2 separate regions of the Homo sapiens genome follow, and region 2 is linked to region 1. Evidence: chromatin loops called from intact Hi-C (ENCODE). Cell type or tissue: spleen. All regions are shown on one strand. Each heading gives the region's core, and the rest is flanking DNA. Links, peaks and the distances in the headings are about the cores only.

The links. Hi-C counts contacts between places; a loop is a spot of excess contacts. Peaks named below come from ENCODE experiments on the same cell type or tissue, not always from the same donor. Only the 100,000 strongest peaks of a DNase experiment are listed, where the experiment ranks them.
Region 2: it touches region 1 in a loop (6-fold over the local background); 104 of 110 quality-filtered maps call a loop at or near these places.

What each region holds. Positions count from the first base shown.
Region 1 is chr17:74,790,165-74,793,060 of GRCh38, reverse strand. SLC38A12 (solute carrier family 38 member 12) reads right to left here. Exons shown (of 10, transcript NM_017728.4): 5 at 2,765-2,861; 6 at 2,025-2,105. Among named protein-coding and RNA genes, the nearest start is that of SLC38A12, 15 kb to the right of the region's middle. In spleen, for the core only: a CTCF peak has its summit at 1,420 (motif pointing left); a DNase peak (open chromatin) is centred at 1,410; H3K27ac peaks cover 299 bases.
Region 2 is chr17:74,864,083-74,866,978 of GRCh38, reverse strand. It overlaps FDXR (ferredoxin reductase), which reads left to right. Exons shown (of 12, transcript NM_024417.5): 3 at 103-195; 4 at 411-533; 5 at 735-848; 6 at 1,159-1,260; 7 at 2,048-2,155; 8 at 2,415-2,499; 9 at 2,632-2,831. Among named protein-coding and RNA genes, the nearest start is that of GRIN2C, 5.6 kb to the right of the region's middle. In spleen, for the core only: CTCF peaks have their summits at 1,685 and 1,886 (motif pointing right); a DNase peak (open chromatin) is centred at 1,928; H3K27me3 peaks cover 768 bases.

The sequences.
Region 1 (2,896 bases), core at 197-2,696:
CTGCTGTTTGCTAGAATTCTTAAAGAAATCAGGGCAGACTGCACAACATGAAAATGAGAAAGGAGGTTTAAAAGCATGCGTCTTCCTTCCAATGTGCACTTTATTTTAAAGCTTGCATTTGGAAGGGGACTTTGCGTTGCTGCCAGGAGGAAACGCTTATGCTTGCTCAGGCTGGTGAGACGGGAGGGATGGAAATGGAACAAAGGAGAAGCACAGATGCGGGCTGAACCTGACCAGTTGGTTTTGCTGAATTCTGAAATCCCTCTGTGAGGCCGGTCCAGCAGGGAGGGTGAACCAGGCCCTAGGGCGGCCTTTGGCTGATAATCACATCGCCCTGCCTAAATGCTTAACGTCCTAAAAAGCAGTCAAAGAGATTCTAGTTCCTACAGTCCCCCCGGCTCTAAGTTAAGTGCAGCCACATTTAAGACTAGAAAGAACTGGTAGGGCAGCCCACTCGACAAACGGGGCTTTGACAAAGGGGCAGAAAATCTTCGAAGACAGTTGCAAGGGGAAGGATGAACTGAGAATGTGACTGACTCTCAATGAAATGGAAATAAACAGGTCTGGGCATTAAAAACTAAACTCTTTTTTCTGGTTTTCTTTTTTTTTTGAGACAAGGTCCTACTCTGCAGCCCAGACTGGAGGGCAGTGGTGTGATCTCGGCTCACTGCAACCTCCGCCTCCCAGGTTCAAGTGATTCTTGTGCTTCAGCCTCTGGAGTAGCTGGGACCACAGGTGTGCACCACCACGCCCAGCTAATTTTCATATTTTTACTTGAGATGGGGTTTCACCATGTTGGCCAGGCTGGTCTCCAACTCCTGGTCTCAAGTGATCCGCCTGCCTCGGCCTCCCAAAGTGCTGGGATTATAGGCATAAGCCACCATGCCTGGCCATTAAATTCTTTTTTTTTTTTTTGAGACGGAGTCTCGCTCTGTAGCCCAGGCTGGAGTGCAGTGGCGCGATCTTGGCTCACTGCAAGCTCCGCCTCCAGGATTCATGCCATTCTCCTGCCTCAGCCTCCCGAGTAGCTGGGACTACAGGCGCCTGCCACCATGCCCGGCTAATTTTTTGTATTTTTAGTAGAGACAGGGTTTCACCGTGTTAGCCAGGATGGTCTCGATCTCCTCACCTCGTGAGCCGCCTGCCTCGGCCTCCCAAAGTGCTGGGATTACAGGAGTTAGCCACCGTGCCCGGCCCACTAAACTCTTAAATAGCTCATCTTCCAAAAGAACCAGATTTGCCATGGAGATATAAGATGTCGCTGGCACACCCAACAACTCAACCCCAGAGTTGGGTGGCTCCCTTATGGTTGCAGCCAGATCCCAGGAAGGAGCAGGTTCACCAGCACACTTCAGGGCTCCGGTCTCACTCAGCAAGCCTGGGTGTGGGCTCCTAGCGCCCTCTGCCGGCCACTGGGAAGCCACGCCCAGGCGTGCGCATAGCAGATTCTAGCGCTGTCAGAAGGTGTTATTCTAGACAGAATCGGCCAGAAGAGGGCAAGGTCAGAGGCAATCAAGCAGGAGGTGCAAAACCATCAACCGGCCTCCATCAACTTCCTTTGCAGGAAAAGGAAAAAGCTTATTTTGTAGCTGCCTCAGGTTCCTGACCTCCACTGGAGTAGCTGCCTGGGGTTCCTGACCCTCACTGGAGTAGCTGCCTGGGGTTCCTGAACCTCACTGGAGTAGCTGCCTGGGGTTCCTGACCTCCGCTGGAGTAGCTGCCTGGGGTTCCTGACCCTCACTGGAGTAGCTGCCTGGGGTTCCTGACCCTGGCTGGAGTAGCTGCCTGGGGTTCCTGACTTCCGCTAGAGAAGCGGCCTCTTTGTTTTTAATGCCCGCAGACAGGGAGGAATCCAGGAAAACAGGTCAGCAAGGTGGCTTCTCAGGTGCTGAGGGAGCAGCTCTACCACCTGCTCTGCCCCATGGTCTGGCTGTCAGGGTGGAGCCCTCATTACAAGGGTGCAGGCCTGCAGGGAAGCACCAGCTCCCCGTTTCCCCACACCCCACCCCCAAAAGAACTTCTACCTTTATTGAAGAACATGGAGGCCATTTGTCCCATTTCCACCCGGTCTGTGATTTCAAACGGGTTGGGAGATCCACGTCTCTCTGCAGAGCCAAAAGAACAAGGAAGAGGAAGTGGTTCTTCACGTGGAGAGCTTCAGAGGGTGGTGAGGACCTCACTGAATTATCTAAACCATGAAATCCCCAAGTGTCCAAACTCGAGAAAACTTTTCCTAATGTTTCCTGCTTGACATGGTTTAACACAGTCTTTTTTTTTTTTTTTTTTTTAAGGGAATTCAGAGATGCTCCTGCTGGGGTGAAAGGGAGAGCAGGCGTCAGAGCCTAACCCAGCCGACCAGGGAGGAGACAGCAAGGCAGGGGCATGTATGAACATGAGGGCACAAGGCAGGAGGAAGAAGAGATGCCACAGAACGACATCTACTTGAGCTTCCAGGGTGCACCAGGCAAGGAACCAGGCATTTAATCATCTCAGTAACAGGAAGGGGTATGGGGGGAAACTGAGGTGCACAGGTCAAGGAACTTACCAAGCTGCAAATCTGAGTAGTGGCCAAGCCAGCAGGGGCCAGGCCTGTGCCCAGGACTGAAACCCTGTGCTCTTTTGAGTCTACCACAGGGCCTGCCTCAGAACCCAGGGGCAGGAAATGCCAGAATCTGCGGGGAGCCTCTCCAGGGCCCTCTCCATGAAGAAAGGGAACCCTGTGGCCCGGAGGGAAGTGCGGGCCCGCGAGAACCCCAAGACTTACGCACAGACAGGATGGGCCGCTTCTCTGCCCGCTCGTAGTTGTCCCGGATGAGAACATCGCTGTCTGAGGCTGTGGAGGAGTCGTCATCTTCCTCCTCCTGGGAGCCAGTAGGATGGACGAGGAGGAGGGAGG
Region 2 (2,896 bases), core at 397-2,896, 74 kb before region 1:
AGGGTCCTGAACTCTCCTGCTCTGTCTGGGGAAGGGGAGGACCTGGGGGCGTCCCAGCCTCTCTCTCTCGGCCCCACCAGCTGCCACCCTGTTCCCCAGCAGCACCCCCAGGCCCACGTGGACATCTACGAGAAACAGCCTGTGCCCTTTGGCCTGGTGCGCTTTGGTGTGGCGCCTGATCACCCCGAGGTGAAGGTGGGTGTCTCTGGGCCTGGAGGCTGGGGTTTGGAGACTTTGGTCAAGATGAGGAGGGCAGGGAGGCTCCCTGGCTGGATGACAGGACTTCATGCCGTCTGTGCCCATGCCACCCAGCTTCCCTCCTGGGGACACAGAGTGGTGAGGGTGGTGCAGACTTGGTCCCTGGAGCTGCCTTACCCTCTAACCCCTCCCATTCCCGGGGGACCTGGCAGAATGTCATCAACACATTTACCCAGACGGCCCATTCTGGCCGCTGTGCCTTCTGGGGCAACGTGGAGGTGGGCAGGGACGTGACGGTGCCGGAGCTGCAGGAGGCCTACCACGCTGTGGTGCTGGTGAGTGCAGCTAGGCCCTGGCTTGGGGAGGCAGGGGCTGCAGAAGGAGGCCGGTGGCTCGGGGTGGAAGGCAGCAGGGGTGAGGCCAGGATGCAAGCTGCTGAGAAGCTGGAAGGAGGCCGCTGGGAGCCTGGGGGGCTGCCCGGCCTATCAGTGCTGGTGCTGAAGGCTGTGGGTCTCGGGCCTGCCATCTTTCATCAGAGCTACGGGGCAGAGGACCATCGGGCCCTGGAAATTCCTGGTGAGGAGCTGCCAGGTGTGTGCTCCGCCCGGGCCTTCGTGGGCTGGTACAACGGGCTTCCTGAGAACCAGGAGGTGAGTATGGGGAGCACGCCCGCTGCCTCTTCCTCCCCGCCCCTCAGCCCTTGGATGCCAGACCTGGGGGAAGAGGGAGCTGCCATCCAGTGGCGAGCTGTGACATTGTGCTGACTGAGGCGGGAGGCCAGCTGTGGAGGGCCTCGGGGGAGAGCTGGGTCCAGGTGGGGGAGGAGGGACCAGAGTTGTGGACTTTCCCGGTGTGGGGAAGCCCCAGGGCACAGTGGGGACCAGGCATGAGGCACCTGCAGACTGAGATGAACTGAGTGGAGCGAGGCTGGGGGACCCTATCAAGACCTTTCCCCTCCAGCTGGAGCCAGACCTGAGCTGTGACACAGCCGTGATTCTGGGGCAGGGGAACGTGGCTCTGGACGTGGCCCGCATCCTACTGACCCCACCTGAGCACCTGGAGGTGAGTGGTAGGTCAGGGCTGGCGGGGTTGGAGGTGGGGTCACCCTGAGGAGAGAGTGCCCTTGTCTGCAGGGTTCAGGCCTTACCTCTCCAAGCTGGGCTCAGTGCCTCTGTTTCCCCGTGGTGCCCAGGCAGAGGCTCTCTGAAGGGCAGTGCCATGAGCTTCCTCTTCTACCATTTTCCCTTCACTTTCTGCACTCCAGCTAAGTGGCGTTTTTCTCTTACTCTTCAGTAAGCCACATCCCCTGCTTGGATCATCCCCACTCACCTCCCACCAGTTAACAGTTAAAGTTCATCTTTGAGATCTTGGCTCGGTTGTCCCTTCCTCCAGGACTTCCCTGAATTGGTCCACTCCCCCATCGTGCCTCCTCCCATAGACCTGTCTACTTCTGTTTCACCGCATATCATCGCCACAGCAATTTTACACACATTGATGAGTATTTGATGAGTATTTCTCTCCCCAGCAGATCACAAGCTCTGAGAGGGCCTGCTCCTTGTCTCTTTTCCTCACCATTGACCACCCCGCCCCTCCAAGCTCTTTGCATGGGGGTGAGCACATGGTAGAGGCCCACTACATACTTGTTGAATGAAAGTGTGGGCCTGGTGTGCTATTAGTTGGAGCCATTTGCAGAGTTGGCAGCAATGCTCCATCTGGCCACCAGGGGGGAGCAGTGGCGCAATTTTGAGCCGCCAGCCTTCTCCAGGCCCACGGTGGGGACATGACCAAATGGAGAGTCCCCTTTCCTCGGTCAGTGTCTGATGACTCCAAGGCCCTCCTTTTGTGCCAGAGAACGGACATCACGAAGGCAGCCCTGGGTGTACTGAGGCAGAGTCGAGTGAAGACAGTGTGGCTAGTGGGCCGGCGTGGACCCCTGCAAGTGGCCTTCACCATTAAGGTGCTGGGGCCAGAGTGGGAGGAGCCAGGGTTCCAGGTGGAGGGGGCCTCTCCTTAAGGGGTTGGGGTGGGGCAGAGCCCCTGGGAGTAGCTGCTGCCTGGGATGGAAGAAGGGGAGCAGTCAGGGCCCCGGGGGCCCTGTGCCTTTGGGGAGGAGGCGGGTGGTGGTCTCTCCTGCCTGGGCTGGACCCTGGGGTGGGCTCAGGTGGACTGTGTTCTGGGCCTGACCTCCTCCCCCATTCCCTGCTCCCACCTTCAAGGAGCTTCGGGAGATGATTCAGTTACCGGGAGCCCGGCCCATTTTGGATCCTGTGGATTTCTTGGGTCTCCAGGACAAGATCAAGGGTGAGGGGCCCTGGCCTGGCCCCCCAACTACTAGGGAGAGGGTGGCCTAGGTCAGAGAGGGATTGGGGAAGGGCATGCAGGGAGAGGGCCGGGGCCCAGGGACAGCCTGGAGACATTCTACGTTGCTGACAGAGGTCCCCCGCCCGAGGAAGCGGCTGACGGAACTGCTGCTTCGAACGGCCACAGAGAAGCCAGGGCCGGCGGAAGCTGCCCGCCAGGCATCGGCCTCCCGTGCCTGGGGCCTCCGCTTTTTCCGAAGCCCCCAGCAGGTGCTGCCCTCACCAGATGGGCGGCGGGCAGCAGGTGTCCGCCTAGCAGTCACTAGACTGGAGGTGAGTCTCATGTTTCCCAAAGACACCCCCTTCCCAGGCCTCTGCCACCCGCCTGGTGTTGCCCA